Linked DNA regions of Homo sapiens: region 2 is linked to region 1. A link is a loop called in an ENCODE intact Hi-C map of the cell type or tissue named here. Cell type or tissue: gastrocnemius medialis. All regions are shown on one strand. Links, peaks and the distances in the headings refer to the core of each region. The heading gives the core; the rest is flanking DNA. Region 1 holds the start of AGT (angiotensinogen). Region 2 overlaps C1orf198 (chromosome 1 open reading frame 198).

Region 1 (15,590 bases), core at 1-4,000:
CTCCTGCTCAGGCAGCGTCTCCAGAGACGCAATTCCATGGGCCATTTTTGAGGCAGAGACTGTCGTTTGTTCTCAGTTGTGATCTGCGGCTGCTCCCTAGGCTGGTTCCAGGTCTGCACGCAGCCGCGTCCTGGGAGTAATGGTGCTCTGGGGTGGCGGGCCTGACACCCTCGCCCTGAGTGCCCCTCCGCCTTCTCCTCTCCTGCCCCTGCCTCTTGGCCAGCACCTGCCCCTTCTATGTCTCCCTACTTCTCCCGGGCTGAATGCTAAAGGTGAAGATGACGGCTCATGCTCCTGTGGTGCCTGCCATTTGCAGGGCACTGTTCTCATATCAACCCCTCTGACCTCACCATAGTCCTCACCTTCCCTGAGGTTTCCCTGATGCAGTATTTCACCCTGCAGCTTTCCCCACCACACCGGGCACTCTCAACTCTCTCATCCAGCTCCCCTTTTCCCTCCTTATAACCCTCTGTACCATGTAGTTATGCACTTATTCTGTCCAGCGTCTTTGTCTGTTTGCTCTGATGTGAATGTGAGCCCCGGAACAGGGTTCCCGCTGTTGTGTTTACTAATACAGCCCACATTCCTAGGATAGTCCCTGGGACCTACTGCATCCTGGAGAAGTAGTTAATGAATTGGTTCATGCTGTTTTGCAGAGGAACAGAGAGGTCCAGTGACTTGTTCAACGTCACACAGCTGGGAAGAGACAGAACTAGGACTCAGAACCAGGCCCCCTGACTCTGTCATCCACGAGCTGAAGCACCAATCTACGCTGCCCTCGAATAAAATTGGAATCTGCCTTTTAGCTTATCCCAAAGCTTAGAAAGCACTTTCATGTTATATTAGTTCTCTTCAGCTATACCAGAGCCCCTGAGACAGGGAGCCCAGGCATCGTTATTAGTTCCATTTTATAGGTGAGCAAATCGAGGTTCAGGGAGATGGTGACCAGCCTGATGACACACAGTCAGGCAGTCTGTCTCGAGGGAGGGGTAGGGTGACCACTCTGGGGATCCCAGCTGGAGACTGACCGAGCCCGGCCCTTCCCTCCAGCCCCAATTCCTGCACAAGCCCTGCTATTCCTCCTGATGGCAAGAGGACCCGGTGGACTCTTGGCCATGATGACTCTGTTCCTGTACCAGTCTGCTCCGTTCCTGAGGACCCTAACTTTTCTCAGCGGAAGCAGGAAGACCTGACCATCTTGTCCTATTGCTGAGGAGGAGCAGCTCCTCCTGTAAGACCCCAGGTGGGCACCGAGTGGGGGAAAGCCCGCGTCCGGATGACTGGTCTTATGAGAGGGGAGAGGTTTTTCAGTCATCACCGTGCCTCCTCCCGGCCTTTTCCTCCTAGCCCACAGCTCAGTTACATCTGAGAGAGACAAGACCGAGAAGGAGCTGAGGGGGCCCCCGGCTTACCTTCTGCTGTAGTACCCAGAACAACGGCAGCTTCTTCCCCCGGCCGGGTCACGATGCCCTATTTATAGCTGAGGGGTGGGGATGGAGCTGTTCCCAGGCTGCCTGTGCACAGGCTGGAGAGGAGGGTTACATCACTTGGCCAGACCACAGGCTGGCCAGAAGGACAGATGCCAGAAGCGACACTCACGCTGGGACCTCTTCCAGGAAGTCTTAGTGATCGATGCAGAGTTTCACTGCTGAACAGAGTGAGCCGGTGCAGGGTCGAGTTACACATTTACCGAAGTTTGCAGGAGTCGGGGCCAAGGTTCCCAGAAACGGGAGCATCTCCCTAGGTGTGTGACAGCCTGAGGCCAACCACCCAGGCCTTCTGACCCAGCCCCGGGAGATGTACCCCCAAGAGGCCACAGGGACATGCAGGCCGGAGGTGCAGAGGGCAGAGGGCAGGGGAGAGTCTTGCTTAGGCAACACGGGGGCCACTTCTGACCCTGCTGCCCGCTCATGGGATGTGTGACCTTCAGCTGCTCCAAAGAGCCTACCCTGTGCAAAGGCCTCTAATAGACACTGGGGAAAACACACAAGCAAGTGAAAAGTGCCTTCTGGAAGTTTCCAGTGTAGCTGGGGAGACTGTTAAACACCAACAATAGCACAGCCAGATTGAAAGACACAAACAAAATGCCTTCAGGATGCAGGCATTGAAAGATGTGCTGTTCTGTGTTTATGCTGTACAAATTGCAAATGGTAAGTTTCACATGACCAGTAAAAGGGTTATAATTCTTATTTTCCTATAGGTAAGACTTGCTTTTGTAGTCATTATAACAGGGCATGACAGAGACCTTGGTGAGAGTCGCCAGAAGCCAGTGATCACAAGTGACGCAGTGGGTGAGGCAGGTTGGGAGTGGTGATGTGTCCAGCCTTAAATACATGGTATTAGGGCACTGAAGGGACAGGAAGGAAGATCCTGCTTCAACACAAGCAGGTTCAAGGAGCCACGGCATATCCACGATGGCAGACATGAAATTACCCAGGAATGGAACATTTAACAACAAAGAGCAGGAAGAGATGGTGCCTGGATATGAGGCAGAAGCTGTACATTCACTGACTGAACAATCAACAAACACACAAATACCTCTTTTTTACCCATTACTCTAAATCTTCATTTAAAAAAATCATATCTCACATGGGCCTGTAAATTCTGAAATACATTTTTTTAATTACTTTGTTCCTATAGATAGGGACTCCTCAAAAATCACTTGTCTGGGGCCCCACAGCGACTTAGAGGTGGCTTTGTCTGAACAGAACATTCGGGCCAGGTACAGTGCCTCGCATCTGTAATTCAAACACTTTTTGAGGCCAGGAGATGGAGGTTACAGTGAGCTATGATTGCACCACTGCACTCGAGCCTGGGCTACAGAGTAAGACTCTGTCTCTAAATAAATAGACAATTTTAATTTAATTTTTTTAAAATAAGAGACCATTCAAAGTGCTCCTGCCTGCGAATGGGTTAGTTGGAACAGTAGAGACTGGGGTCCTAGGCCTGGCTGTGCCACTAACTAGTTGTTTGAGGATCAGCAAGTGGTTTAACTGCAGTAACAAGTCCACCTGGACACAAGGGGGAGGTAAGGATCTAGCACTGATTAAGCAACAACCTTGTGCCCAGTGTTTAAATATTTCGGCTCTTTAAAGCCTCACAATTTGTTTCATTCACTCACTATTCCTGGTGCTCAGCATATGTCAGGGAACAAAACAAAGATCCTGGTCTTTGGGAGAGTTTCCACTGTGCCTGGGCCTCCTGCCTCGGGCCCTTGGAATGATCACTCCATTCAACAGCAAAGATAATAAACAACTGATCAGGTAACATGCTGGAAAGTGGTGTAAAAGAAAATAAAATTTCAGGACCCTCTAAATTTGGCCTCTAAGCAAGCCAAACTTCTCTTAATAATGACACGTTACTGGGGAGAACATAAGAAAATAATTTTGGTTAGATTGGACCCAATAAAGAATATCTGCTTAAACTTGTTGCAAGATTGGTTAAAAGCCCTTAATCCATGCCCAAGGCTGACTATCAGCTGGGGGATCTTCTACGTAAGGCTTTAAAGCTCATTAAAATCAATCAGAAAATTGCTAGAGAATTTTATTGAGAATGTAAATTATTCCCATAAGGAGCAGCCATTCAAACTGACTGCAGACATTTGACCCAGCTCAGATTCAGGCCAGTTTTCTTCCCAGTAGGCACCTTCTGTGTTCATTCCATCAGTGGAAGTTTCTTATGTGTACATTCCATCAGTGGAAGTTAGGGACAGAGCTTATCTGTGGCTAAATGAAGACTGTTGAATGAAAAGCAGAGGTTCTACATAGAAACCAAATAAGCCATCTGATATGGTTTGGCTGTGTCCCCACCCAAATCTCCAATTGTAGCTCCCATAATTCCCATGTGTCATGGGAGGGACCCAGTGGGAGGTAATTGAATCATGAGGGTGGATCTTTCTGATGCTGTTCTTGTGATAGTGCATAAGTCTCATGAGATCTGATGGTTTTATAAAGGGGAGTTCCCCTGAACATGCTTTCTCTCTTTTGCCAGCCACCATGTAAGATGTGCTTTTGCTCCTCCTTCACCTTCCACCATGATTGTGAGGCCTCCCCAGCCACGTGGAACACATAAGTCCATTAAACCTCTTTTTCTTTATAAATTACCCAGTCTCTGGTATGTCTTTATTAGCAGCGTGAGAACAGATACCATCAGTCAGAATCGGATCCAGGAAACCAGCCACATATGGAGTCAGCAGAGCATGATGTATTAGTCAGGCAGGTGCTATTGGGATATGTAGGGAAAAAAAAGAGAGATCAGACTGTTACTGTGTCTATATAGAAAGGGAAGACATAAGAGACTCCATTTTGAAAAAGAGCTGTACTTTAAACAATTGCTTTGCTGAGATGTTGTTAATTTGTAGCTTTGCCCCAGCCACTTTGACACAGCCCTAGATCCCTTAAACCTTGATTTTATACAACACATGTTTTTGTGAGCTCCAGGTTGGGTCAAAGTGGCTGGGGCAAAGCTACAAATTAACAACATCTCAGCAAAGCAATTGTTTAAAGTATAGCTCTTTTTCAAAATGGAGTCTCTTATGTCTTCCCTTTCTATATAGACACAGTAACAGTCTGATCTCTCTTTCTTTTCCCTACAGGGATGATGACGTTTGGGATCAGTTCTACTCTGTGGTTTCTGAGATGAGACTTGGTCTAAACTAGAACTCCTACTTTCCAATCTCTTGACCACCCAGCTAGTCATGGGATGAACACATAAACTCCTCTCTCCAGCAAAACTAAACCAAACCAGGAAAGCAGATTATTTATTTATGTATATGATGCAATCAAACCTGGAACCAGCTGTATGAGGTAAGGAAAGAATGAAGGGTAAATACAGGAATGGGGTTTCCATTTTTTGCCTCTGAGCCAAAACTAATTGTTTCACAGGAGCCTTGTTCTCTGCTGGGATCAGAACTGCAACCCCACATCATGCCTTGGAAGAGGCATGTGAGCCCTGAACATCATTTACTGGAAAGCAGGAAGAGGGGTGGAGCCTACTGTCCTGCATCCCATGATGGATCCTTGAAGTTCCAAGTTTTCCTTGCATGACAAGGACACTTCCCAGCATTTCTGGTCCTCATTGCTGCCCATCTATATCATGGGGGCTGGAACCGGGCATTTGGAGCTCTCGATTTGTAAAATGGGCTCATTAGGGAAAAGTCCATTTCTTTCCAATAAAGAACACTCAAATACAAACAGAATTTTCTTAAGTTGGCTCACATGGGCTTTAGACTCCTGACAAATAAAACAAAATAGTCTGAGCTCCCCCATTTCACCCAGGAGAAATGGCTGTATTTTTGTGTGTTGTTTTAGAGTTGGGGTCTTGCTCTGTCCTCCAAACTGGAGTGCAGTGGCATGATCATGTCTCAAAGAATCCTCCTGCCTCAGTCTCCAGAGTAACTAGGACTACAGGTGCATGCTACCATATCTGGCTAATTTTTTTATTTTTATTTTTTGTAGAGATAGGGTCTTGCTATGTTGCCCAGGCTGATCTTGAACTACTGGTCTCAAGTGATCCTCCTACCTCAACTTCCCAAAGTGTTGGGATTACAGGCATAAGCCACCATTCTCAGCCTGTTCTTTCTTTTTTAATAATAATTTTTATTGTATTTATATAAGGTGTACAGCATGATATTTTGATATGAAGATAGTAAAATGATTATGGTAGTCAAGAAAATTAACATATCCATCATCTCACAGTTACTCATTTAGGTGGCAAGGACACGTAAAGTCTACTCTTTTAGCAAAAATCCCAAGTGCAATGTGACATTTTTAAGTATAGTCCTCATGTTGTACGCTGGATCTCTAGACTTGTTCATCGTATATATCTGCTGCTTTGTATCATTTGACCTACATCTCCTCCCTGCTCTCCTCCTCAACTCCTGGTAACCACTGTTGTATTCTCTATCTCTGTATATTCACTTTAAAAAAAAAAAAGATTCCACATATAAATGAGGTCATGCAGTATTTTCCTTTCTGTATCTGCCTTGTTTCATTTAGCATAATGTCTTCCAGTCATCCATGTTGTAGCAAGCGGCACAGTTCCACACCGCTTTTTTTTTTTTTTTTTTTGTGAGACAGGGTCTCACTTTGTCACCCAGGCTGGAGTGCAGTGGCACAATCATGGCTCACTGCAGTCTTGACCTCCCTGGCTTAAGTGATCCACCCACCTCTGCCTCCCTGGTAGTTGGGACTACAGATGCATGCCATGACACCTGGCCAACTTTTTTGTACTTTTTTGTAGAGACAGGGTTTCACCATGGTGCCCAGGCTGGTCTCAAACTCCTGAGCTCAAGTGATCTGCCCACCTCAGCCTCCCGGAGTGCTGGGATTAAGACATGAGCCACCATGCCTGGCCTTTATGCTTTTTTGAAGGCTGAATAGTATCCCATTGTGTGTATACAGTATGCCAAATCTTTATCTATTCATCTGTTGACAGACAGAAGTCGTTTCCATATCCTGGCTATTGTGAATAATGCTGCATTGAACTTGGGAGTGCAGATATTGTTACTAGGTGTTGACTTTATTTCCTTTGGTATATTCCCAGATGCCTGCTCCTCCTATTGAATCCTTTTAGACATCACCTGATACCTCGGGCAGTGCCCTATGGACTGCTGTTGATTCAGACATAGCTGTCCATGAGCTGGAGGAAAACGGTCATATAAGATAAAGTTCTGGGAAATTTTGTGATTGCAGCACATTTCTTTCTATTTTTTATTATTATTATTATCATTATGTTTTTTTTTTTTTTTTTTTGAGACGGAGTCTCGCTCTGTCGCCCAGGCTGGAGTGCAGTGGCGGGATCTCGGCTCACTGCAAGCTCCGCCTCCTGGGTTCACGCCATTCTCCTGTCTCAGCCTCCCTAGGAGCTGGGACTACAGGTGCCCGCCACCATGCCCAGCTAATTTTTTGTATTTTTAGTAGAGACGGGGTTTCACCGTGTTAGCCAGGGTGGTCTCGATCTCCTGACCTCGTGATCCGCCTGCCTCGGCCTCCCAAAGTGCCGGAATTACAGGCATGAGCCACCACACCTGGCTAATTGCAGCACATTTCAAAAGTTATAACCAAGCCAATGGCTTTTCTTGTCAACAGTTGCAGATTTATAAATAAGAAATGAGTCGTTTACCTCTATCAATGTCAACATTAGCTGACATAATTAGTGAATCCAGTTTCAGGTACTTATGAAAAATGGTGTTATCAAGCAAAAAGTGATTGCTGCCTGATGCACTAGAAGCCAGTGCTATGACTCTGGGTTTTTGACAAAAGAAAAGCTTTCTATTGCAACAGGGGTCAAGCTCAAACCTGTCTCCCTGAGATGGCTTTAAGGCAGGGCATAATTTTATTAGAAAAGGTTTAGGGGGTGGATATTGGGATTGTAGGTGATTAGTGAAAGGAAAGGGGAGGCCTAGAAAATCCTCAGGTTTGCACAGTTATCTCTTCATGTTGCCTCAGGGGTCCCATGAGAAAATTTCAAGGGGTTAATATGAAACACGTGGTAGAAATTCGGGCCGTGACTTCACCAAGCTCACTGTGTGCAAACTCCAGTTGGCCATGGTGGTTCCAACTGATTTCTGCTAGTTTTATCTCACAAGCAGAGGGAGTTTCAGCATTTGAGCAAGTTGTTTCTTACCTTGCAAACTCAAGAATTTCTGTTAGTTACTGACTTCTTTAATCCTTTAGGGCACAATTTCAGTGGTAATAATCTGTTGGAGGCTGACTACAACCCCCTATTCCCTACCCCTTTCCCCTTTGTCCACATCCACAGATAAATTGAGAAAATGAAACACTCACTTTCCTACTAAGGGCAGGAGGAGGCAGCCAAATGCCTAGGCAGATGGGGCGGGTCCCCGGTGAAATCCCGCCTCCAAGCTGAAGACAGTTTAAAGCCTGAAAGCCAAGCTACAACTTAAATCCTTGGACCAGATTGAGAACTTGTCTTCCTGTTTGGTGTGCTTTCCTCTGATTGATCCCCACCCTTCACCTATTTTACATATACCTGTCCTTTCCTAACTGATTTTCTACACTGTCATGCCCACCTTTGAGTAGAGTCTTTGCTTTAACCTTTTTTGCATACTCATAAACCAATCAACACATACTCCCCATTCTGAGTCCATAAAAAGCCCCAGACCCAGCCACATGGGGGACTTTCCCACCTTCTGGTAGGGAGACCACCCCTGCATCCCCTCCCCACTGAAAGCTGTTTCATTGGTCAAAAAAATTCTTCTCCATCACCCTCACCCTTCAGAGTTCAGCACAGCCTCATTCATTCTGGGCGTGGGACAAGAACTCAGGAACTGGTATACAAGCCAGACCTGGCCCAGGGGGGCCGATTGGGTGAGGCACCTCCAGGGACAGGTAGTGTGCCCCAAGCAAGGCCTCCAGCATCACCAGCAAGAGGTCCCTGACTGGCAAAGGGACCGAGAAAAATCCTGCATCACTGCTCTCCTCTGTAACCATTAGTGGTCAAGTAAGATAGTTCTGACCAATGAGACAAACAGAAATCTGTTGAGGGCTTTTGGGAGAGCTTTCTCTGTCCTTTTATCAGCAGAGTCAGTGGCTCAGACACTAACCCTTCTTCCTCCTTCAAATGTTGATGTAATGTCTGGAGACAAAACAGCCATTTTGCAACCATGAGGCAACAAGTGTAAGGACCAAAAGCCAGCAAGCAAAGAATGATAGAAAACACCTGGGTTTTTGCTTGGCATATAGAGTTATTTAAACTAGTACAAATGATTGCCTATCTCTGCACTATTGTGTGAGTACTATTTGCAGCATTTTTAGGCAAGTAAATTAGTACTGCAGAGAGTGGGACACTGCTGTAAAGATATCAAAAAATGTGGAAGTAACTTTTGAACTGGGTAGCAGGCAGAGGTTGGAACAGTTTGGAGGGCTCAGAAGACAGGAAGATGTGGGAAAGTTTAGAACTTCCTAGAGACTTGTTGAATGGTTTTGACCAAAATGTTGATAGAGATGTTGACAATGAAGTTCAGTCTGAAGTGGTCTCAGATGGAAATAAGGAACTTATTGGGAACTGGAGCAAATGTCACTCTTGCTATGCTTTAGCAAAGAAACTGGCAGCATTTTACCCCTGCCTTTAGGATCTGGGGAACTTTGAACTTGAGAGAAATGATCTGAAATAGGAACTTATGTTTAAAAAGGAAGCAAAGCATAAAAGTTTTGAATATTTGCATCCTGATGATGGGGTAGAAAATAAAAGAACCATTTTCTTGGGAGAAATTCAAGCCAGCTGCACAAATTTGCATAAGTAATGAGAAGCCAAATGTTAATCACCAAGACAATGAGGAAAATGGCTCCAGGGCATGTCAGAGACCTTCACCACAGTCCCTCCCATCACAGGCCTGGAGGCCTAACAGGGAAAAATGGTTTTGTGGGCAGGCCTAGGGCCCGCCTGCTCTGTGCAGCCTCTGGACTTGGTGTCCTACGTTCCAACCCCTCCAGCTTAAGCCATGGCTAAAAGGGGCCAAGGTACAGCTCAGGCCATTGCTTCAGAGGGTGCAAGCCCCAAGCCTTGGCAGCTTCCACATGGTGTTGGGCCTGTGGGTGCACAGGAGACAAGAATTGAGGTTTGGGAACCTAGATTTCAGAGTATGTATGGAAATGCCTGGATGTCCAGGCAGAAGTCTACTGCAGGGGTGGAGATCCCATGAAGAACTTCTGCTAGGGCAATGTGGAAGGGAAATGTGGGGTTGCAGCCCTCACACAGAGTTGCCATTGGGGCACTGCCTAGTGGAACTGTGAGAAGACGGCCACCATCCTCCAGACCCCAGAATGGTAGATCCACCTGGCTTGCACCATGCACCTGGAAAAGCCACAGACACTCAATGCCAGCCTGTGAAAGCAGCCAGGAAGGGGGCTGTGCCCTGCAAAACCACAGGGGTGGAGCTGCCCAAGGCCATGGGACCTTGCTGCTTGCATCAGCATGACCTGGATGTGAGACATGGAGTCAAAGGCAATCATTTTGGAGCTTTAAGATTGAATGACTGCTCCACTGAATTTTGGACTTGCATGGGGCCTGTAGCCCTTCTGTTTTGGCCAATTTATCCAACTGCCTGTACCCCCACTGTATCTTGGAAGTAACTAACTTGCTTTTGATTTTACAGGCTCCTAGGCAGAAGGGTCTTGCCTTGTCTCAGATGAGACTTTGGACTTGGACTTTTGGGTTAATGCTGGAATGAATTAAGCCTCTGGGGGACTGTTGGGAAGGCATGATTGGTTTTGAAATCTGAAAAGGCATGAGATTTGGGAAGGGCCGGTGGAGAATGATACGGTTTAGCTCTGTGTCCCCACCCAAATTTCATCTCGAATTGTAATCCCCACCTGTCAAGGGAGGCACCTGTAATCCCCATGTGTCAAGAGAGGGAGGTGACTGGATCATGGGGACGATTTCCCCTATGCTATTCTCATGAGAGTGAGTTTGCATGAGATCTGATGGCTTTATAAGTGCTTGACAGTTCCTCCTTCACACACACTTTTCTCTCTTCTCCAGCCTTACAAAGATGGTGCCTCCTTCCCCTTCCACCATCATTGTAAGTTTCCTGAGGCCTCCCCAGCCATGCAGAACTGTGAGCCAATTAAACCTCTTTCCCTTATAAATTACCAAGTCTCAGGTATTTATTTAGAGCAGTGTGAAAATGGACTAATACAGGCAGTTATGTGCAGCTGAAAAACATTCTTAAATAGCACAACCTTTATTCTCACTTGGAGGCCAGAAGAACATTATTCAAGAATTCAATTCTATTAAGCACAGTATATTTCATGTTGAATTTTGGCTCCCTCTTTGTAATAGGCTTTGCTTTTTACAATTGTTTTAGTTGTTTTGTTTTTAGGGGAGTCATCAAAGTGTAGAGTATAATATTTTCCTAAGGCCAGAGCTTGTCTGCTATACCCAGATGAGGCTAGTAACTCTAAGCCATGACTGAATACCAAAGCTAGTGTCATGCTTTCCTTTCCTGTTAGTTTTTATTTTATCATCTAATATGCTCCATCCATAATTAGTCCTATGATGTGAGTCCGAGTGATTGTTCTGCTTCTATTTTCAGTAAGATAGGAAAAATGGTTATCTTCTCTTTGTCCACTCTCAAGCAGTTTTATGGTTCTTAATTTAAGTCCACAGGGTATTGAGCTCCTCTAAGAAAATTGTATATGAGCCTGGTGATATATGCATTGTTGGTACACAGAGCTTTGTATAACAGCTGTGATCCTGAAAAACTGGACAAAAAGAAAAACTTTTCCAATGTACATTCCAGGAGCTCTCTATTTATGGTAGTTCATGGTCAACCTGGCAACTAAAGAATACTCTTACTAAACAAATAATAGCATGAACATTTATCTGTTCCAAGGATTGGCAAACTACAGCCCATGGGCCAAATCTGGGCTGGACCACCATCTGTTTGTGTAAACAAGTTTTATTGCAACACAGCCATGCTCATTAGTTTATGAATAGTCCAGGATGCTTTTGTGCTACAACAGCACAGTTGAGTTGTTGCAACAGAGAACATATGAACTGCAAAGCCTGAAATATTTATTACATGGCCCTTTATAGAAAAAGCTTGCTAACCCCTAATCTATTCTGTTAACTCAGATTGTGCATGACAGAGGAGTTAGCTATAGACTTATATATTGTCCTTTCATTTAAAAATTAGCTTTAGAAACATCTACTGTATTTACAACACTTATTTAATGTATAATTTTATTATTCCATTCCTGTATGAAGGGATGACTATACTGGGAATTCTGAATATAATGACACCAAAATAATTAGACAATATGTTTTATCCAATCCATAATGAATATTATAGGTAGAAATAGTCACTTTTTCACCAATCGAAAACTGATTAAAAAGAATATTGCTGGCTAGGCACAGTGGCTCACACCTGTAATACCAGCACTTTGGGAGGCTGAGGTGGGTGAAACACTTGAGCCCAGGAGTTTGAGACCAGCTTCAGCAACATGGCAAAACCCCATCTATACAAAAAATACAAAGAATTATCTAGGTTTGGTGGCACGTGCCTGTAGTCCCAGCTTCCTCAGGAGGCTGGGGTGGGAAGATCACCTGAGCCCAGGAGGTCAAAGCTGCAGTGAGCCATGATCATGCCACTATACTTCAGTCCGGGTAACAGAGTAAGACATTGTCACAAACAAACAAACAAACAGAATATTGCTGGCAAAATTTAGATGTGCAGAATTTGAGCCTGAGACATTGGACTTGACTACAGCAGGGGAAAAATAAAACAAAAGGAAACTTTGGATCTGGCCATAAAAGAAAACTCACAGTAGCAGAAGCTATACTCAGGAAAATCTGATGGGGACAAAAATCAATTGATTAATTAGCTCTTTATTATAAGCTTTAAATGGAAAAGAATCTATCCTGATGAAAATTACTTTTCAGAAATAAAAATAGAAAATGTTTCATTAACTTTTAGAAAAATAAAAATGATTTAACTACACTACATAAAAATTGATTAAGGGATTAAATTGGTTTAATGGATTTTATTCCAGAAAATACTTTTTTGATGAAAATTCATCAGCAGCCACATAAATCTGAGTAAAATACTGTTATGTAAAATGTGAATTATCCAATGTCCTCAGTTTGTTTTGACGGGGGATGCATCCCTAGTTCAGGGATGGCCCCGGGCAGGCCTAGGGTGCTATTTCCATGTCAGTAGAGGGAAGGACCATGAAAGTAGAGACACAAAGTACCGTTTCCAAGTCTGTTATCTCCATTCAGACTTATTTGCCCTTATACTACTGCAGCAACATGTCAGTGGTCCGAACTTTGTGTGTTTGCTTTGGCACTCAGGGTTGGGAAAAGTCTACAATGAAGAGTTCTGCTCACCATTTAATAAGTTTAGATAAGAAACAGCTATCCAAATGGAAAAATATTGTCATCCTTTTCCCACCGAAGCCCCATAGTTGCAATGATATAAATATTGCTCTTGTGGGACTGAAATGCTATCTTTTGCGAAAACTGAGTTCTAGAAATAATATTTATTTAATGTTCAGTTCTTCTACAGAAAACATTGCAAAGAAATTTGGAAAGAGAAATATCAGTTAATGCCTTTCTACTGCAAAGAGAAGTAGAAGAATTCAGAGTGGATCCAAGAGGCCAGTCATGGTAGGACTGCTAGGAAAGGCTCCCAACCAGAGCCAGTAGGACAGTAGTCACTGGGATTTCTGTCACCATTAGGGCCTCCTGCCAGCCATTCCACAGAGACCTAAATGACTGAACATCATCATGAAGAGAAGTGCCCACAACAACTGCTTTGCTCACCTTAATGATAAGGATCAACTCTGCCTTATAAATGGTTCAGTGGAAATGATCAATTCACAATGTCTGGGGCTGGTATTTCTCTTAGGGACAAGGCAGTGTGTGCTATTTAGACTGCAAAATTGGAATGACTTCACTTGGCATCACGGCAGCCAGAGCCAACTTTGAATGGATCCCTGGATCTTCCAGGTGAATGGAATTTAACAAGCACAATAATAAACAAGTTATTGATGACTATGTGCCAGGACTTGTGTTAGACACTTTATATGCAATGTTCCATCTTATTCTCCCTAAGACATAGACAGTGTTATTTTCCCCCATTTTATTGATGAAGATGACAAAGAACAGAGAAGACAGATCTCAGTTAGTTAGGGAGCCAAGATTTGAATCCAAGCATTTTGTCCTCAGATACAGTTTTTAAACCAGCAAACCTACTGAAAAAAAAGTCTGAATGTCATTCCAGTCCTTCCATACCCCTTCACCCATAGGTGTCATTTTTGTCATCCTAATCCTCCAAATTTAAAAACTAAAAGAACCAAAAAAAAAAGACTTCACCTAAGATCCTAAGATGTCACTCTACTGGCTAAGGTGGGAGAGGGCTCTATTTGGCTTGCATTTACTATGTTTAAAAAAAAACATAGTAAGCATAGCTTATTGGATGACTTATATCACTTCATTACATCCTTAATCAATAGTAGGGAGTCTAATGGGTGAATGAATCTCTTCAATCATCCTTTCCAAGCATCTCTCCTCCAAAACTCAGAGAAGAGTCTTAATTCAAACTGGGAGAATCATGATCTGGAGAGGAATAACACTTAAGTGCCATTCATCTCATTCTTCCTCCTGTCTGCAGATTTGTCTAAACCCAGCAGGGCTTCCCAAAAAAGCCAGATGCTATGTCTCCCCAACCATTTGCTTCCCACCCCACACCACTCTCTCATATCTTCCAATGCTTCCTAAGAAGACGTCTGGGCTAGCTGAGTGACGAATAAAGAATTTGGATAAAATACTGGAAGTTCTCCCTTCTCCTTTTCTCCTAAGTGGTCATGTGAATGGTGACCTTCTGGAGTCAAAGTTACCATCTCTGTTTTCTACACTGAGGATATGAATGGTGGGATGTTCAGGGATGGTGGCAGGAAATTAGAACCACAGTGGGCCTTGGAGAACCCTAAAATCACACCAGGAGTGCTCAGGGATGACCCTGATGCCTAGAAAGGATTCTCTCTCCTCCTACAATGTTGAGGCAAGAGAAAAACACAACTCCCCTCAGCTTCCTGCTCCAGACATTAATGACCCCACTCTTGTCAGGAATTGTTACTTATGCCTTAACCCATGGGTGGCCCCCCAAGCCAGGGCAGGGAGATTGTCTCATGATACCAAACATCCAGATTGTGAATCCCAGATGTCCTCCCAGGAGGAAAATATCCAACTGCCCTCACTGCACTAGTCCATGATCATAACCAAAAACTATCAGACTCAACAAATATTTACTGAGGACATATAAATAGACTGCAGTTACAGAGGAGATTAGAAAATTGAGAGGGAATACTAGGGACAGATTTATGCCATTAAGTGTGAAAACTTAAGTAATATGCATAATATCTAGCAAAATTTAAATGACAAATACAGCCTCCAGAAGAAATCAAGACCCTAAGTAACTAACTAAGGAGGACATATAAAGTTCAGTCAGAGTTATGTCCCCTAAAAGGCACCATGCCTAGAATGGGAAAATGACTTCTAGGGAACCAATAATTCTCATCTTTTATGAGTAATTATTGATACCTACCCTATATAAGGTACTGACATGGGAGACATAAATTATATGACAATTTCCTGCCTTCAAGAACCTCAGTCACATTGAAGAGGTAATATTGTAACCACCCAATTAGCTCATCTTCCCCACTGCCCAGATAGAGCTGATTTATCAAGACAGGGGAGTTGCAATAGAGAAAGAGTTTTATACACATAGAGCCACCTGAACAGGACACCAGAGTTTTATTATTACTCAGATCAGCCTCCTCAAAAATATGAAGGCAGGGGTTTTTAAAAGATAGTTTGGTAGGCAGGTGGCTAGAGAACAGATGCTGCTGATTGGTTGGAGATGCAATCATAGGGGTGTGGAAAAAATGGTCCTCATATGCTGAGCCTGCTTCTAGGTCAGGGACCACAGGTAGGGGTCGTGGGTCCAGGTAAAGTCACCTGGTTTCAGAAATACAAAAGTCTGAAAAGGAATCTGAAAAGGCCAATTTTAGGGTCTAGAGTAGTGATGTTAATTATAGGAGTAATTGAGAAAGTTGCAAATTTCA
Region 2 (16,110 bases), core at 9,192-13,191, 150 kb after region 1:
AGAGAACATGGTCCCTGAGGTGGGTGAGAACAGAGCCTGTGGGATGGCAGTGCAGGGCTGAGGGCAGGGCTGAGCGAGTGACGCATCGTCCCACACACATGGAGAGCAGGGAAAGGCCAAGAGCAGGGGCACACAGGGGTCTGCTGTTGTCTCAGGAAGGGGTGAGGCACAGCCCAGAGGAAGGGCAGGAGGGAGGGAGGGGACTGCTGGGCAGAGATGGGGGTCTCGGTGAGAAGCACAGAGACCAAGTTGCGGGTGGGTGGATGCAGCCCCATGGTGTCCTGCCTCTCAGAAGCCCCGTGACTGGTAGTGAGGAGGAACCATTGAGCAGAGCCAATGAATCCTCTATGTCCAGGAACATCCTGCTGGAACAGCCCTTCTGTCCCACCATGGGCAGCAAAGCCCCGAAAGTCACAGATAGACCTGAGCTCCAATTGCTCTCCGCCCACTCGACCTGCCAGGCACCTGACCCCCTGCATCCCGGTGTCCTGACCCACAGCGTGAACAGGGACACCAGCCTCCCAAGGGTGAAAGAATTCAGAGTACACACACATCCCTATCATGGGCACAGCACAGAGGAAGGGCCTGTGCTCATAAATGCTTATGTATCTTCCCAAGGAGGCGTCTGGAAGGCTTCCCTACTCTGGGAATGATCTATATTAGCCCCCCAAGATCTTTTGATACCCATGAAATCAAGGAACCGATCCCCAGCCCAACCTACTTACTGCCCTAATAGGCAGCTGGACATCAGGTGAAGGAAGGGGGTAGCCAGAAAGGAGAAGCAGCCAGACAGCTTGGGGGAGGGGCAAGGCTGGGGACAGGGTCACAACGCCCAGCCAACCAAGAGCCCAGCCAACCAAGGCTGGGGATGGGGTCCCAAGAGCCCAGCCAACTTTGAAGCAGGGCCTGACCTGCCCCAAAGGCATTTTCTCCTCTGAATTCTCCAGCCCAGACCGCCTGGGGAATGTAAAGAATCCTCTCTCCACTCCCTGCCTCCTCCTGTCTGGAGCCTTCTAAGTGCTGAGTTTTTTCCTCTCGAAACAGCAGTAGCATGAGACAGGAATGCAACATTAGGTCCCCACTGGCCCCCTCTCCCCTGGCACGCCTGCCAAGCTGATAGATGAGTGGAAAAGATGACAATCACGACCACCCCCACCCTTCTGGGACAGGCAGGCCTCCCTTCTGTGATGGAAGAAGTCTGGGTAACAGAGGCACCACAGCCACGATCAGCCTCAGAGGAGGCAACCGAGGCAGGGTGGACAGGCTGGAAAACCAGGTGGGTGCACAGCTGCTACTGTGAGGCTGCAGCGAGCTCTCCTGATCAAAGCTGCGTTGCATGGGGGCAGCGACCACAGGTCCCAAGCACAACCGCAGCTCATTCTGTGGAGGTGGAATGGTCATGGGCTGGCCAAGAGAAAGGAACCCATACAGAGGTGCAGCAGTTGGGTGAGAAACCAAAAATCCCTGCGATTCTTAACTCTGCCCATGGCCATGACCTTGGGTCAGGCTTACCCTTGTGTAGGTAGATTCGTCAGGGGATGGAGAAGTCAGAGCTGGGCACTCTGCTGGCATCCACTAAATGTCTGTTGAACTGAATAGCTGAAGAAGGGCATGAGGTTACATCTACCCAACATGTGTACAAATTTGGGTTAAACGTATGGAGAAAATGACTGGAGTGACTCGGTGGCTATAGCTTTTGTGCTGAGTGAGATTTGCCACCAAACACAGCTGTCCACTCACTGAGCTGTTGTTCGAGCACAGAAGTGGCATATGCTCAACTCTGGGCCTGCAGCATAATGTCTGACATAAACGGGGTATACAATAAATATCTACTGGAAAAAAAAAATCAATGAATGATTTCAGAGACAGAAAATAGATGGTGGCTGCCATGGGCTAGTGAGAGTGGGGGGCAGTCATTCTTTAATGGGAACAGAGTTTCAGTCTTGCAAGATGAGTTCTGGAGGTGTGGATTAGCTTGACTTAATCATTCCACAATGTACACACGTATCAAAACATCTTGTTGTACATCATAAATATACACAATTTTTCATTTGTCAATTAAAAAGTAATAATTTTTAAAAAGAGTTCTCGAGATGGATGATGGTGATGTTTACACAAAAATGTGAATGTACTGAATGCCACCAGACTATACACATAAACATGATTAAGATGGAAAATTTTATGTTGTGTGTATTTTGCCACAATTAAAAATAAAACTTAAAAAAATCAATGAGTGATTAATTAAAAATGGAAAGAAATGGCCAAGGTTAACCAAGGAATGAATGACATCATACAATCTTAGATTTAAAATGGGTGCAAACTCTCTGCAGCTCTTCTATCAAGAGGTGCAATCTCTTTCCTCAAACATTGAATCTGGCCCAGCTTGTGCCTTGATTTGACCAGCAGAACAGAGCAGAAGTGATACTATGCAATTGCCCAGCCTAAGCTTCAAAAGAGTCCTCGTAGGCTTCCGTTCCCGCACACGGATCTCTCCACCTCTGTGTGAAGAAGTCCAGGCTGGCTTGCTGGAGACATGTGGCCCAGCTAACAGCCAGCACCAACCAGACACGTGAGCAAGGTTCTCAGAGCACCCAGCTCCCATCAGGCGATCAGATGACACATAAGTGATCCCAGGCAAGGCCAACGGAAGAACAGTCCAGCTGAGCCCTGCTCCGATCATTGACCCACACAATCATGAGCACATAAAATGCTGCTTCAAGCCATTAAGTTTGTTATGCATCTATAGAGAACTGATAGAGTGAGGAAGGCATCAGTTGAGAGGTAACAAGAAATGGGGTCCAAGTCTCCCTCCAGTCCTGCAATTGGAGATTAGGGGGTCCTACCTTCACTAAAGCCACCTCCTGTTTGTGGCTCTCCAATGAAGATCTTATAAGCCTTTAAGTCCTAAGAAGAGTTTGGCAAATCTCTTCAAGCAGGATGGCAGGGCACTCCAGGGTTAAGACAAAGGAGGAATGAGTGATGGGCTTTTTAAAACTCGGCACTGCCTAGTGAAGAAGGAGGAAGGGACAGCTCCCTTGCTCTCTGAGATACGCTCTATTTTGCCCCTAGACGTTTCTAATAGTAAACTATAGTAAGTCTGACCTCGAGAGATCAAACAGGAAGGTGAGGACACAGAGTGAGCCCAACAGTTTGTGAAACAAACTGGAACTCTAATCTAACAGGAGTATGAAATGAAACTGCCAACTCTGAGCTATGAAGACTACACTTTACTAAAAGGATGCAATTTCTGATGGGTGACACATATTAACCAGATTTTAGCAAGCTTCCTCAACTTACACTGGTTCCTAAGGGACCAGATATGCTGGCATCTGTGGACAATGAGCCTCTCAGCACAAGTGTGATTCAAGTGGACTGTACTTGCTCTCTTTTTTCTCGAGATCTTCGCCAGGCACCTGTTTCCCACTCTGGCCCCAGCAGCTGTGCTTGTATCAGTGGCCACTCCAGGAGCTGCACCACCTTGTCCCAGAATGTCATTTATGCCAAGTTAATAAAAGATGAAATGTCCTGTCCCACAAATAGCTGATTCAGGAACATTTAACAAGCTAAATTCTTAAGAGAACAGATGTTCTCGTGGGGAACATGATGAGCTTAGGTCTTAGGACACTTTAACTATTTTTTACTTTCCTTTGCCTTTATCACTATGATATCTTCAAATATAGACCCAGTCCAGGAAAATCTGCACTGCTTTCTGGGTCACCATACCCAAGGCTGCTCATTTCCAACACACAGAGAATCTATCTGGCTATTACCACTAGATATCATCTATAGGATTAGTACTTCTCACAATTACCCATTTTGGGAGCCCATAGAAGAGGAATATTGAGGGCCCTGGCTAAGAATCAATGTAATGATGCACTTTTTACCCACTTATGACTTCCTTTGCAATGTCAGTAGACACAGGATCCAGTGTTGGATTTAGAAGCTATTCCAATTGCAGGCGGCTCCTTAACATCTTGTGCTCTCTCCCAAGACAGTGCTGGTCACCCCTGCAACCCGTACCCGATCCCTAGGGAGACTACATTAATGCCATGCCTTCCCCAAAACCACCTCTTAACTCTAACACTCATCTCAATTGTCCCACGCTCCCACGCCCTGAGGCCAGCTCACTTCACCCAGGGCAATCGGCAATAGCTTACTAAATACTGTCTGTGTGCCAAGAACAGTGTCAGCTGTCCTTGTGTCCATCTGAACCCTTGGGCAATATTTCATTTTAAGACACAGTCGCCAACATGAGGGCCTCTCAGGGTCCTTCATGAACCACTCTGGCCCACCCTCCTCATAGGTCTCCTGCTGGGATGAGGGCTCTGATCAGCAATGATGTGGACAAGTGAAAAACCAAAAAACAAGTGCCTTGAGGTATCAGTATTTAAAAACCCTGATCTGCCCAGCAGTCCGAGCCCTATTCCAGGCTCACCACCGTCTCTGTCTGTAACACACTCTCATGACGTAAAGAACCCTCCAACACACATCACCAAATGTTCCAGAATTCAGAAAATCTTGGTCTTTTATTTCTGTCCCTTGGGTTAAAGACACCTGTCTTTTAGTCATTTTGCTTATGAATGTACTTCTACTGGGGCAACTTAGGAGATGGGGAAAATGAATTAAAATCAGTGAAGCTTGATGCTCTTAAGCAACTCTGGTGATGATGATGATAATGATGAGAAGAAGAATGACTGGGAGACAGAATTAGTGATCCACGTTGGGATGAATTAGCTAAATGGATGTCTATGTCTATCAATCAGCTCGTCACCTCCCATTTGCTCAAAGCTTTGTCTTATGGGGCATCTCCCATCAAGGTGCTAAGTGCTGGGAACCAGAGGTATGAGCAGAGACAGGGCCCCCAAGAGGGCTGGCCCCCTTAACCAAGCTGGCCGGGAGTCCTAGACAATGGGCATCATGGGGCGTCATTGGACCCTGGCAGAAAGCACTACTACTTTGAACTCACTATCACCAAACCACACACAATAGTTTCCTAATTCCTCACCATGCTCCTCCCATCCCCTCCTTTTCTACCAACAATGGACACATCCCCTGCAGCCTGGCAGTCAGGGGGCTGTCTTCTGAGTCCATCAAATGCTGAAAGAAAAATATACAACTACTCAGTTCTTTTTAAAAGAACAAATAGATCTAAATTTAATCCAACTTACCTTTGTTTCCCAGGAGAAAGGGGCAGAGTGCTCATCTTGCCAAGTTAGATCCTGAAATAAAAAATCGAGAATAAGTCTGAAATTCAAACCCAGACATACCCCATGCAAATATCCACCCAGGACCGTGGGGGAACCAAAACTTAGGAATAATCCCAACTCCTGGCTCTAAACAAGCCTGATGCTTTGACACTCTCAATATAATGCGCTGACCGTCTTGATCAGATTGCTCCCTCATCTTTCCCGCTGAGGCTGCCAGACACTCCCCTCCCCAGCCAAACAGACAACAGGGAATGCCGGTGAGGCCCCCCAATGGACTCAGACAGATGAGATGAGTAGGAGTGGATGAGGGCTTGATGGTCTCAGCAGAATCAGGCACAGACTCAGCCCTGAACAATGATTAGCTGTGTGGCCATGGGAAGATGACTCAGCCTTTTTGAGCCTCAGTTTTCTCATTTGTAAAAGCAAAATGATACTTCCCTTGCAGGGCTGTTGTAAGGATTAAATGAGGTAATCTGGGAAAAGAACGCCAAGCCATAATCTGCCAGTCAATGCCAATACAGGAGCTCCCCTCCTCCCCAACAGGCCTACCAGAGAGCTCGAGGGCATGGATCAGCAGAATCAATGAAGAAAAACGCCAATGTAATCCATGTGACTAATTATAACAAGAACTCTGAAATCACTCCCCACCCCCACCAAACAGAACAGGACAGAAAGAGCCCTATAGAACAATCACTACGAATTTGACCTTGGATCCAGTATGTTTTGTTCACTGGCCTGCACAAATGACTTGGGGAAGCCACCTTTCCTTATATCCCACCCTCTACCCGCAGTTATTCCTGTGCTAGCAAATGTCTCATCTGTGTCCAGCTTCGATTGGGTAACTTTTGTTTGTTTGTTGGTTTGTTTTAAGAGATGGGGTCCCAGTATGTTGGCCAGGCTGGACGCAAACTCCTGGGCTCAAGGGATGCTCCTGCCTTGGGTGTCCAGAGCAGCTGGGACTACAGGTGTGCACCATGTCTGACTGCTTCTACTGGGAGCATATTTTCAGAACAAAAAATCAGGACACATTGGGTGATACAGGCTAAAATGGGATAAAATATTTTAAACGGAGATCATATCCATATCTCCCCAAAACTCCAGGTGATTTATGTCCTTCCGTAAGTATCCCTGGATAACTGTCTTCTTCCCACCCATAGGTACACCGACTCTGCGCCCCTAAGTCAAGGGTCTGGCTTCCCTCTCCTCTACAGGGCAAACCAGTTCTGCCCACAGACCCTCTTCTTTCAGCTTTTGACAGAGCCTCCGCCACCCTAGCTTAGCCTCAGACACTGGGGGCAAATGCCAGGGCCCACGCAGGGGGAGTGCCTCACCAACACATAAGTGTACACATTCAGCCTTCCAGACCCCGAGTGTGCGTTCTCTGTGCAGACGCCTCCTAACATGAACAGCCAGTGGGAGGTCAGTCTTTGAACTCAAATAACGAAGGCATGCCAGGGTCTGGGCAGCTGAAGGCCTATTCCCAAGAAGCGGGGACAGGGAAGGAAGTGTGTGATGACTCCCCAGCACAGCCCAAGCACGGCCAACCCTAGATGACAGGGGCAACACAGCAGGGCCTTTGTCCGCTTCTCTATCCCAAGTGCCCGGAAGACTCAGCGACTGCCCGTAGCGGACGCTTACTCACTCTTTGAGAATATGTGAATAAACAAACTCTGCACAAGCCCGGATCCTTTCACAGGTTGATTTTCCCCCACAATCACCCGCTCCCAACACTCACACTCCCCCAAGACTTCCCAATGTGGGGGCACAGGCTCTTCACAGCTCTTGGCCCCAGGAGGAAGAGCCAGCCATCAACAGGGTAGAGATCTGGTTCTGTGTCCTGATGGCTGTGCTGTGTGCCTTGGCTCTGTGCAGTAGAGGCTGGTACATTTGTGGCACAAATACTTCACATATGCTGGGGATAAAGAGCAAGGAAAACCCAGAGAGGAGACTGTCAAAAGGCCAGAATCCAGGTCTTTATTTTCCCAGGACAGCATATAAAAGGACTAAATATATTTATATCAGGAAAAAAAACACCACTAACAAAGATACTAGGTATAAATATTAAGAATTACAAAAGTGAGGGAAAAGCCCTACAAACTGGGTTAAGCTGCATTAAAGTGTATCAAACAGTCAGTTCTGAGAACCACATAGTGTGTGCAACTAATGACCATGTGCACAGTAAGATGACCCCCATCCTCAGAGTGTTACAGTCACTGTCCTGTAATGGTATTTGCTTATGATCCTGACTTCTGAACTGATTGGTATGCAGTGCCTCATGGCTGTCAAGCAAAACCTTTAAAAATGAGAGGAACCACTGCCTTTTTGTTTGGAATTTCAGTTAAACTCAAGTCACTTCCCAATGCACAAACTTCATTCCTCCAAAAATGGAAATGGATGCCTGGAGGAATGTGAGTTACCAAGGCTTTGTGATTAGATGTCTCCTAGCAGAGGCAGAGGGCCAGCCTTCAGCTCTAGGGGGCTCCTTGTCCACGTCTCTGTGTGCATGCTAGGGGTACAGTTGAGCTAAATAACCAAAGTCCCTAAAATCCTCAGAACCCTCTGAGTTCCGTTTAGAAGCAATCAAACCAAGAAGGGCTTTGTTTTCACATGGGAAAAATAAAAGAGGCTGATGGAATGTAAGTATCATTTATTCTAGTTAATCATTCATTAACTCTTCGTGAATAAATGATCTCTGCACAAGCCTGGATATTTTCACAGGTTGATTTTCCTCCCCAGCCTCCACACCCCACACTCACACACCCCCTAAGACTTCACCGGCTCTTCACAGCTCTTAGTTCCAGGAGGAAGAACCGGCCATCCACAGGGTAGAGTAGAGATCCAGCTTTGGATCTTTCGAAAAAGGTAAATGGAAATCAACTGGCAAAGGTGCTCCTTCCATCCAGAATCAGACAGGCCACTGGCCACCCAAATGGAAAGAGGAAGTGCATGAACACCTGCGGGGCAGGCAGAGGGCAGGACCACTGACTGGCCAGGGTGGGGCATGATGGAGCTGGACTCCCCTGTTACTCGATATGATTCTAAATATTAATTATATACCTTAAGTCCCTTTGAAATCTGCAAAGATTAAAATAATAAGGCTTTTGGCTTTGGAAGGTGGCTCAATACAACACTCTGAGGAACGAAGACTTAGCCCAGAGCTTGGGGACAGTCAACTCTCCAGTGACTGCAACCCATATTAGCTGAAATTCCAAGGGGGTCACAGGAGGAGAAAGGGTCACACTGTGATTTCTCCCCTACTTAGTGTCGAGTCAATAGTCTTCTGTTTGCTCCAGCAAGAAATGAAGTCAAGGGGCAGATTCCTTGGGTTTCTGTAATTCTGAGCTCATAAAAAACAATAAAGTGCTTAACAAAAATAAACATGCCAAACAAAAATGTGATGGAAGCTCTGATGTCAGCCGTGGACTGCACGCTCTAGCCACAAAAAAGCACTGGCGGCAAGAACAGGCTCCCTGGGCTGTTGGATGCAAATGGAATCAGAATTGCAAAGTGGCGGCACCCACTCACACGCATACAATGCTGTCCTTTCTTCTACTCCCATGGTGACCAGCCTGCAACCAAAATGAGGCCAGGCACATGCTTTTGGACCAATCACATATGCTTTTTCTAGGACTGCTTGGAAGGCTTTCCCACCCCCCTCTCTGGCGCCTAGGATCTGAAATCATCTAAGTGTCAAAACACATCTGTTACTTAGGCCACACGACAAGAGAGTGGGCTTCATTGTTGGCCAGGACTTATCCTCAGAGTCAAATTCCGTAAGAGGCATCCATACCAAATGGGCAGCACTGAATCTCTCCAGAAACAATGACTTCTTTGGAGTGCAGAACAGAAAGATGCCCCAGGTCACCAAATCCCAGAGCAGAAAGCCAAAAAGCAGGGGGGAAGCTATAGAAAGCCACCAGAAACACAGAGCACTTGGCAATTATCAGAGGCCAGCGCTACATGTAAGAGGCTCTGCCAGTCCCCACGCAGCTCCAAGGACTCCGGGATAAACACACACACAAACAATCTTTTTCCCTAACATCCCAGAGACCTTGAGTATTTGCTCTTCTCTGGGAAATGTTCATTCAATTCAGTGTGCACCTCCTAAATCCTAAATGAAACAGAATTAAAAATAATAACATATATTTTTTGCTCATAGTGCTGGAATACATGTTTGCATCATATCGCCAGCGTTTACTTCTTTACTTGTTGATAAAAAAAATGGATACTGGAGGGCTTAAGAACTCTGTGGTTCCTAGACACTTTTATTTTTGGAGGCTGCAAGGCTGCAACCAGAGGTGTGTTGGAGCAGGCCTGCACCAACTAACGAGAGCTGATTGTAAAATTTTGAGGAATTTCTTGAACCTGTTGTTAAATATCTTGTTTAACTGCTGTGATTAAAAAGGTGAATTATACAAACTTGCAATTAAGTCCATTGTATTAAAAATAAAGGTAATATACTTCACACCCACAAGGATGGCTACTATCAAAAAGCAGATACTGGCAAGTATTGGTAGGATGTGGAGGCACTGGAACCCTTGTGCACTCTTGGTGGGAATGTAAATGATGCAGCCATTATATAAAACGGTTCGGCAGTTCCTCAAAAAATTACACATACAATTACCATTTGTTCTAGCAATTTCATTCCTAGGTATACACCCGAAAGAACTGGAAGCAGGGGCTCAGAGATCCTTATACCCCGATGTTTATAGCTGTGCCATTCACAATAGCCAAAAGATGAAAGCAACCAGGTATCCACTGACAGATGATGAATGCATAAACAAAATGTGGTCTATCCATCCAATGGAATATTATTCAGTCTTAAAAAGGAAGGAAATTCTGATACATGCTTCAACATGGATGAACCTTGAAGACATTATGCTTAGTGAACTAAGCCAGACACAAGGATAAAAATCATGTGATTCCACTTATATAAGGTACCTAGAGTAGGCAAAATCATAGAGACAGAAAGTAGAATAGAGGTTATCAGAGACTGAGGCCAGGAAATGGGGAGTTATTGTTTAATATATACAGAGTTTCATTGTTTAAAGGATATAGTTTCACTTTAAATAATACACGAGTTCTGGAAATGGATGGTGGTGATGATTGCACAACATTGAGACTGTACTAAATGCCTCGGACTATACACAGAAAAGTGGTTAAAACGGTAAATTTTATGTTGTATGTATTTTACCACAATAAAAAGTCATGGAAAGACATGGAGGAACCTCAAATGAATATTATTAAGTGGAAGAAGCCAATCTAAAAAGGCTACATATTGTATGATTCCAGCTATATGATATTCTGGAAAAGGCAAAACTACAGAGACAGTAAAAAGATCAGTGGCTGCCAGAGCCTGGGGGGCGGGAGGCATGAGCAGGTGGCACACAGAGGATTTCTGTTAAGGCAATGGATCCCCTCTGTATGATACCATCATGGCGTATACCTCCAAGAGCGACCCCTAGTGTAAACCAGAGACTTCGGTTGACAATGATAAAAACAATGCAGGTTCACTGATTGTAATCAGTGCACCACTCTGGTTTAGGATGTTGGTGGTGGGAAAGGCTGTGTGCATATGCACGTCTGTGTGTACATTTTGGGAAAGGTCTGTGTGGGAACTCTCTGTACTTTCCGCTCAATTTTGCTGGAACCTAAAACTACTGTAAAAACTGAATTTTTTTAAAGTGTGCCCCCCCCAAAAAAAGTAATAAACACTAGAAACTCATCATTTCAATACAGTTACTATTATCCATGGTCTTAAGGTTGTTTGCATCCATTGTATGTGTAAGGTGGAAATACCATATAGCGCGGTGCCCAGATATGCATCCCGTGAGTCACGCCAACAGCGTGCAACGGGCCATGGTGGAGTATCTGGTCATGGCAACCAGCAAATGCTAGAAGTCAGGGCTAGTTCGCCTCACTCCCCCAGAGCCGGCTCCAGCATACCACAGGCTACAACCATAACAAACATCCTGATATTCATCACATTCTGCAAGTGTTTCTGGTGTGTGGATGGATAGCGCCTGCAGAGGGAGCTGTCCAGCATGGGGGCTCCCTTAGGGCCTCCACAAGCTGTTCCAGGAAAAACAGCTAGGCGGGGAGTGAGGGGCTTTCTGGGGTGATTCTAAAACAGCATCAGGATCTTGGAACACGGCAACACGCGTATTGATGCCAGAAATGGTCATCGTCTTCCTGAAATCCATAAATAAGGAGAGTTTCTGGTTGACACCTGTGGCATCTTGGCTTGAAGGTAAGAAATGTAAACTGAGAAATTCTATAAGCTAGAGAAATAAGGCTTAGAGAGCAGAGCATGTGAGCAGGACAGAAAGTCCCATAGGTTGCAGAGTGTGTCACCCTGTAGTGATGCCAGGTGGCCTGGCCATCTTGGTTCATCCAGGGTGGAACACGTTGTTCCTGGTGAGCTGTGTCGTGCCCATCACTCCCTCAGAGATGCCAGAGCCTGTCCTGTGGATCAACTGTAAGGTTTAATTACCGAGTGACAACACTGGTTGTTGTCACTGATAATGACAGCACCCTGGACATGTTGACCAACTGAGGGCCTCCCAACCACAGCTCCATGCACAACTGTGCTTCTGCTATAGTTATTTCTATATTTATTCCTCCACAAATAAATATATTACAGGAGTGAGGTAATCACATTCCTTGGCATTTACCCAGATGAACTGAAGACTTACGTCCACACAAAAAACCTACACACAGATGTTTTACTCATAATTGCCAAAACTTAGAAGCAACCAAGATGTGTTTCAGTTATTGGATAAGTAAACTGTGATACATCCAGACAATGGAACATTATTTAGCAAGAAAAAGAAATGAGCTACCAAGCCATACAAAGACATGGAAGTACCTTAAATGAGTATCACTAAGTGAAAGAAGCCCATCTCAAAAGGCTGCATACTGTATGAATCCAACCATATTACATTCTGGAAAAGGCAAAACCATGGAGACAGTTAAAATATCGTTGGTTGCCAGGGGTTGGGGGGATGGAAGGATAAGTAAGTGGAACACAGAGAATTTTTAGGGCAGTGAAACTCCTCTGTGTGATATTATAGTGATGGGTACATGTCATTATTCATTTGTCAAGATCCATACAGTGGACAACCCAAGAGTGAACCCTAAACTATGGACTTTGGGTGGTAACGACGTGTCCATGTACGTTCATCAGCTGTCACAAATGCACCACTGTAGCGTGGGAGCCAGAGAGGCAATGAGAACTTTGTACCTTCTGCTCAATTTTGCTGTGAATCTAAAATTGCTCTAAAAAATTAAGTCTATTCAAAAAGAGGAGAGTAAGGAAGAATGATTAAAATATGTTCTTTTTTTACCAACTGCTTATTTTCAGCAAGCATTGTTTACATATTTATGGAATCCATGCTTTTCCCTTTGACTTGTAATATTTTTAACTCTGCTGAGATAAGGGGGTTTCCATAACTGGAAATACAACACTGCAGTTGCAAAGACAGAAAAACAGTCCTGATTTAACCATGGGGCATGTTTTCCACCATGAATACGAATCCAGAAACTCAAGCCTCCATAGATTACAGCAAAACAAAAACTCAGCATGAGCATGGTAATGGAAACAGGATACAGAGTAGGTGGAGGAAATGCTAAAGAAATGAGCAAAATATGACAGGAAGTCTAAACAAATAGGTCTCATCTTCCTTCATTTATTCAGAAGAAGAAGAAGAAGAAATAGATATTTTCTCCAGTACTATGGGAATCCCTTGCTTAGAGTGTAAAAGTGACTCTTATCAATTAAAAGATGACTCCACACCTGTCGCCATGCTTCCTGCCCTCCCTCCCCGCAGGTCTGTGACCAAGTCACTTCATTTCTTTGCTAAACCTGTTCCCTGGCTGCCACTGGGCCACCCTCCCACAGGAGCCAGCAGGCAGAGGTGCCTGGGGAGGAGAGGCCTAAGCTGCTGCCTGAGCTCCCAGGGCAGCAGGCCACGTGCTACTCAGGGCAGAGAACCCACAACATAAAAGGGAAGCTCACAGAACAGGCCCGACCGCCCTCTCCTCTCAGCCCGTGGAACTGGAATTGAAGCAGGGCCATCTCAACTCCTGCCCAGGGCCCCAGGTAGAGGGACTCAGAAAACCCTGCTATCCTTTCTAAAACATCCATGGATACAGCAGGCACAAGGTGGGAATCATAATTCAAACATCCACCTTCCTTAAAAAATGAGTCCAAAATGCTGAGAAAGCAACTCCCTAATTTTCTTTTTCCTTTTTTTTATTTTTATTTTATTTTTTTAATGTCAGATTTCAAAAAGAAAAGGCCAGTCTACTAAAGGGAAAGGGGATGAGGAAACTTCATGTGTCATTGGTCCTGCATTGAGAGGCCACACAGCAGCCAAACTCAAATCTAACAAAGATGTAAGGCTCAAGAAAGTTCTGAAGCGATTGATTCTACCAGCTGTTTTATAATGCTCCTTCTGCCTGGTTTGAAACTTTTAACAATAATGTACAGGTAAAAACTTTTGTAATAAATTGGTTTATTTTAGAAAGCAAACCTCTAGGCTGGCCAGCACACAGGCCCCTAGGTTTGCAGAAAGGTCTTTTGCAGGTAGCCCTAATGACACAGAGCGGGTGTAGCAGCTCAGCAGTTTGCTAAACATAGGTACCCATAGCCGCCTCTAGCCTAAGGACTAAGAAGCCACAGGCAATGCAGCAGACATAGGGAGGCAAAAACAGCTTCAGAAAAGGAAGCTAAGGCCAAGAGGAATAAGAGAGCAACAGCAAGTCCTCAGGTTCCTGTAGGAGGAGCAGAGATGAAGGCACTGGAGGGACACGGCAGTGGATCATGCCAAGCTGTTGAAGAGGGGACAGAGCTGTCTGGCTCCGGGTTCTTTAAAAATCCACGTTCCACAACATGTGAAACCCCGATTAGGGATATTGAAACACCCTTCTTGCCCAGCTCCACCGTATGGAGAGATGGAAGAGGCAAGTAGGTCCACGCGAACAAGACGCACCAGCTGCCAAAGCTCCCCCAGTCATCTGCTTAGGGCCCATCTGGAGCCAAGAATGTATCACAGAACGCAGAACCCTGTAACTCTCACCATGTACTCAGATCTTGCTAGATCAGTGACAAGAAGATTGGGGGCAGGAGCAGGGAGGAACACATTCCTAACAATTCAGAGGTGTGTGGGGTTTTCTCCTTGCAGATAACAGGAAACAGCAGAAGCAAACAGGGTGATCCCTCTAAAATAAAAACTTTTCCCCTCCCAAACTAAGCCATTCCCGAAACCCTACTGCTGGAGGAAGAACGTGGCAATCAAGCAGCGTGGGTGAAAGACTGTCAAAAGCATCCATTTGCAAACCTGCCTTAATGTTCTTACCAAAATACTGGACCCAAAGTGCACGGCCCCAGTGTCTGGGCCTGCTCCAAGCCAGACCAGCGAGTTGGAAAGAAACTCTGTGAGCCATTGGTTCTGCCACCAGACTTCACAGAGAGGCAAACTACCCCTTAAGAGGGGTGGCACCTTGCTGCTGGCATGGCCAGGACAAGAATCCAGGACATGGGGCTCCACCGGCTCCTCTCCTTTTGCTGGTTGAGAAGCGTTCTTCCAGCAGCAGCTCCAGATTCTCCACAAAATGGGGTTGGGTGGCTGTGGGAAGGGGCCGGGGCCTAGGTTGAAGCTATACTTCCATGCTTTTTTACTGAGATCATATGTTCACACGTGGGGATTTTTAAAGGAGTTGGTAAAGATTATGGGAGGATGAAGTACCCTAAGCTAAAATGCCTTGTCTCTAATATAATGGGCCTTGAGAAATATTTGCTCTGTTGATTTCCAAGGAAGCAAGAACCTAAAGACTGATAGGTCCCTTCACGGCTTCAATACTCAAAGGCAGCAGCCTCCTTCCCTGAGGAGAACCAGGTTAAGTCATCAAGGCAAGGGGCCATCTGGGCCTCAGGCCAAGGGATGAGGATGAAAACACACACACAGATGCCACACCTGTCAGATGCACACGGAACTTCAGTGAGTGAACTGAGCCCCTGACCACATTCAAAACCACCAAGATCTGTGATCAGCATCATATAATCAATTTCTATTTGTTCCTGCAATACACAAGAAATGTCTAGAAGATGATCACCACATTTGGAGGCTGTATTTGCATGCTCTGACTTAAAACGTTGCTATGTGAGATAGAAAAACATTACTGGCAATGGGGGAGAGGATACCATTCAAAGAAATAGGCAGTGTCCTTCAGGGCAGCGGAAAGGGCTGTGGAGGCCCCAGGACCACATCAGAAGACTGATCAAGTGGGAAGAGACATTGGGCCCCACTCTATCTAGTTTACAGTCCTTTAGGACAAACTTGGGGTCACCTATTTGGGGGTACCTCTGTTCAGCAGCCTATCCTGTCCTTATCCATCATCCCTGTGCCCAGGAGCTGGCCCTCCTCCATGAATGATCTCCTGGGGACAACAATGAGACAACTGACTCCACTTTGGTGCCTACCTCTGGCGCAGTCCAGGGGAATTTAAATTCCCTACTGCTATTAACCTACGCAGACACTGCAGGCAAAAATGTACCCTGGGCCATGTTCCTATGTACCTCTGTTAAAATTCAGGGTCTATCTGCCCCTCTGCTGTCTGAGCTGAGGCTGGTCAGAGGCATTTCAGAACATGCTCTCAGCTGGTTTTGCAAAGCTGAGATTCAATTCTCCTGAGTTACTCCTGGAAGGACATACAGGCACCACAGCACGGCACAGTTCCACTTGCTTTTAAATCACATTGAGTTTACAAATTCAGAAACGGCTCAGTCTGGCACCAGATGAGGAATGAGAATAAAAAATTAACTTGGCCACATTCTTCCTTGTCAGTAATACTGGGCTCTTCTATGACATGGGCTTTTTCATCATGAGTAGGCGTGTAGATA

What was found. Hi-C counts contacts between places; a loop is a spot of excess contacts. Peaks named below come from ENCODE experiments on the same cell type or tissue, not always from the same donor. Only the 100,000 strongest peaks of a DNase experiment are listed, where the experiment ranks them.
Region 2: it touches region 1 in a loop (4-fold over the local background); 1 of 110 quality-filtered maps calls a loop at or near these places.

What each region holds. Positions count from the first base shown.
Region 1 is chr1:230,712,674-230,728,263 of GRCh38, forward strand. AGT (angiotensinogen) reads right to left here and starts at 1,449. Exons shown (of 5, transcript NM_001384479.1): 1 at 1,413-1,449. RefSeq lists a silencer at 12,670-12,964. In gastrocnemius medialis, for the core only: no CTCF peak of the experiment used is centred there; a DNase peak (open chromatin) is centred at 1,508; H3K4me3 peaks cover 1,310 bases; H3K27ac peaks cover 2,677 bases.
Region 2 is chr1:230,850,500-230,866,609 of GRCh38, forward strand. C1orf198 (chromosome 1 open reading frame 198) reads right to left here. Exons shown (of 4, transcript NM_032800.3): 2 at 5,169-5,219. Among named protein-coding and RNA genes, the nearest start is that of C1orf198, 10 kb to the right of the region's middle. RefSeq lists enhancers at 1-1,736, 4,743-5,942. In gastrocnemius medialis, for the core only: no CTCF peak of the experiment used is centred there; DNase peaks (open chromatin) are centred at 11,632 and 13,162; H3K27ac peaks cover 3,900 bases.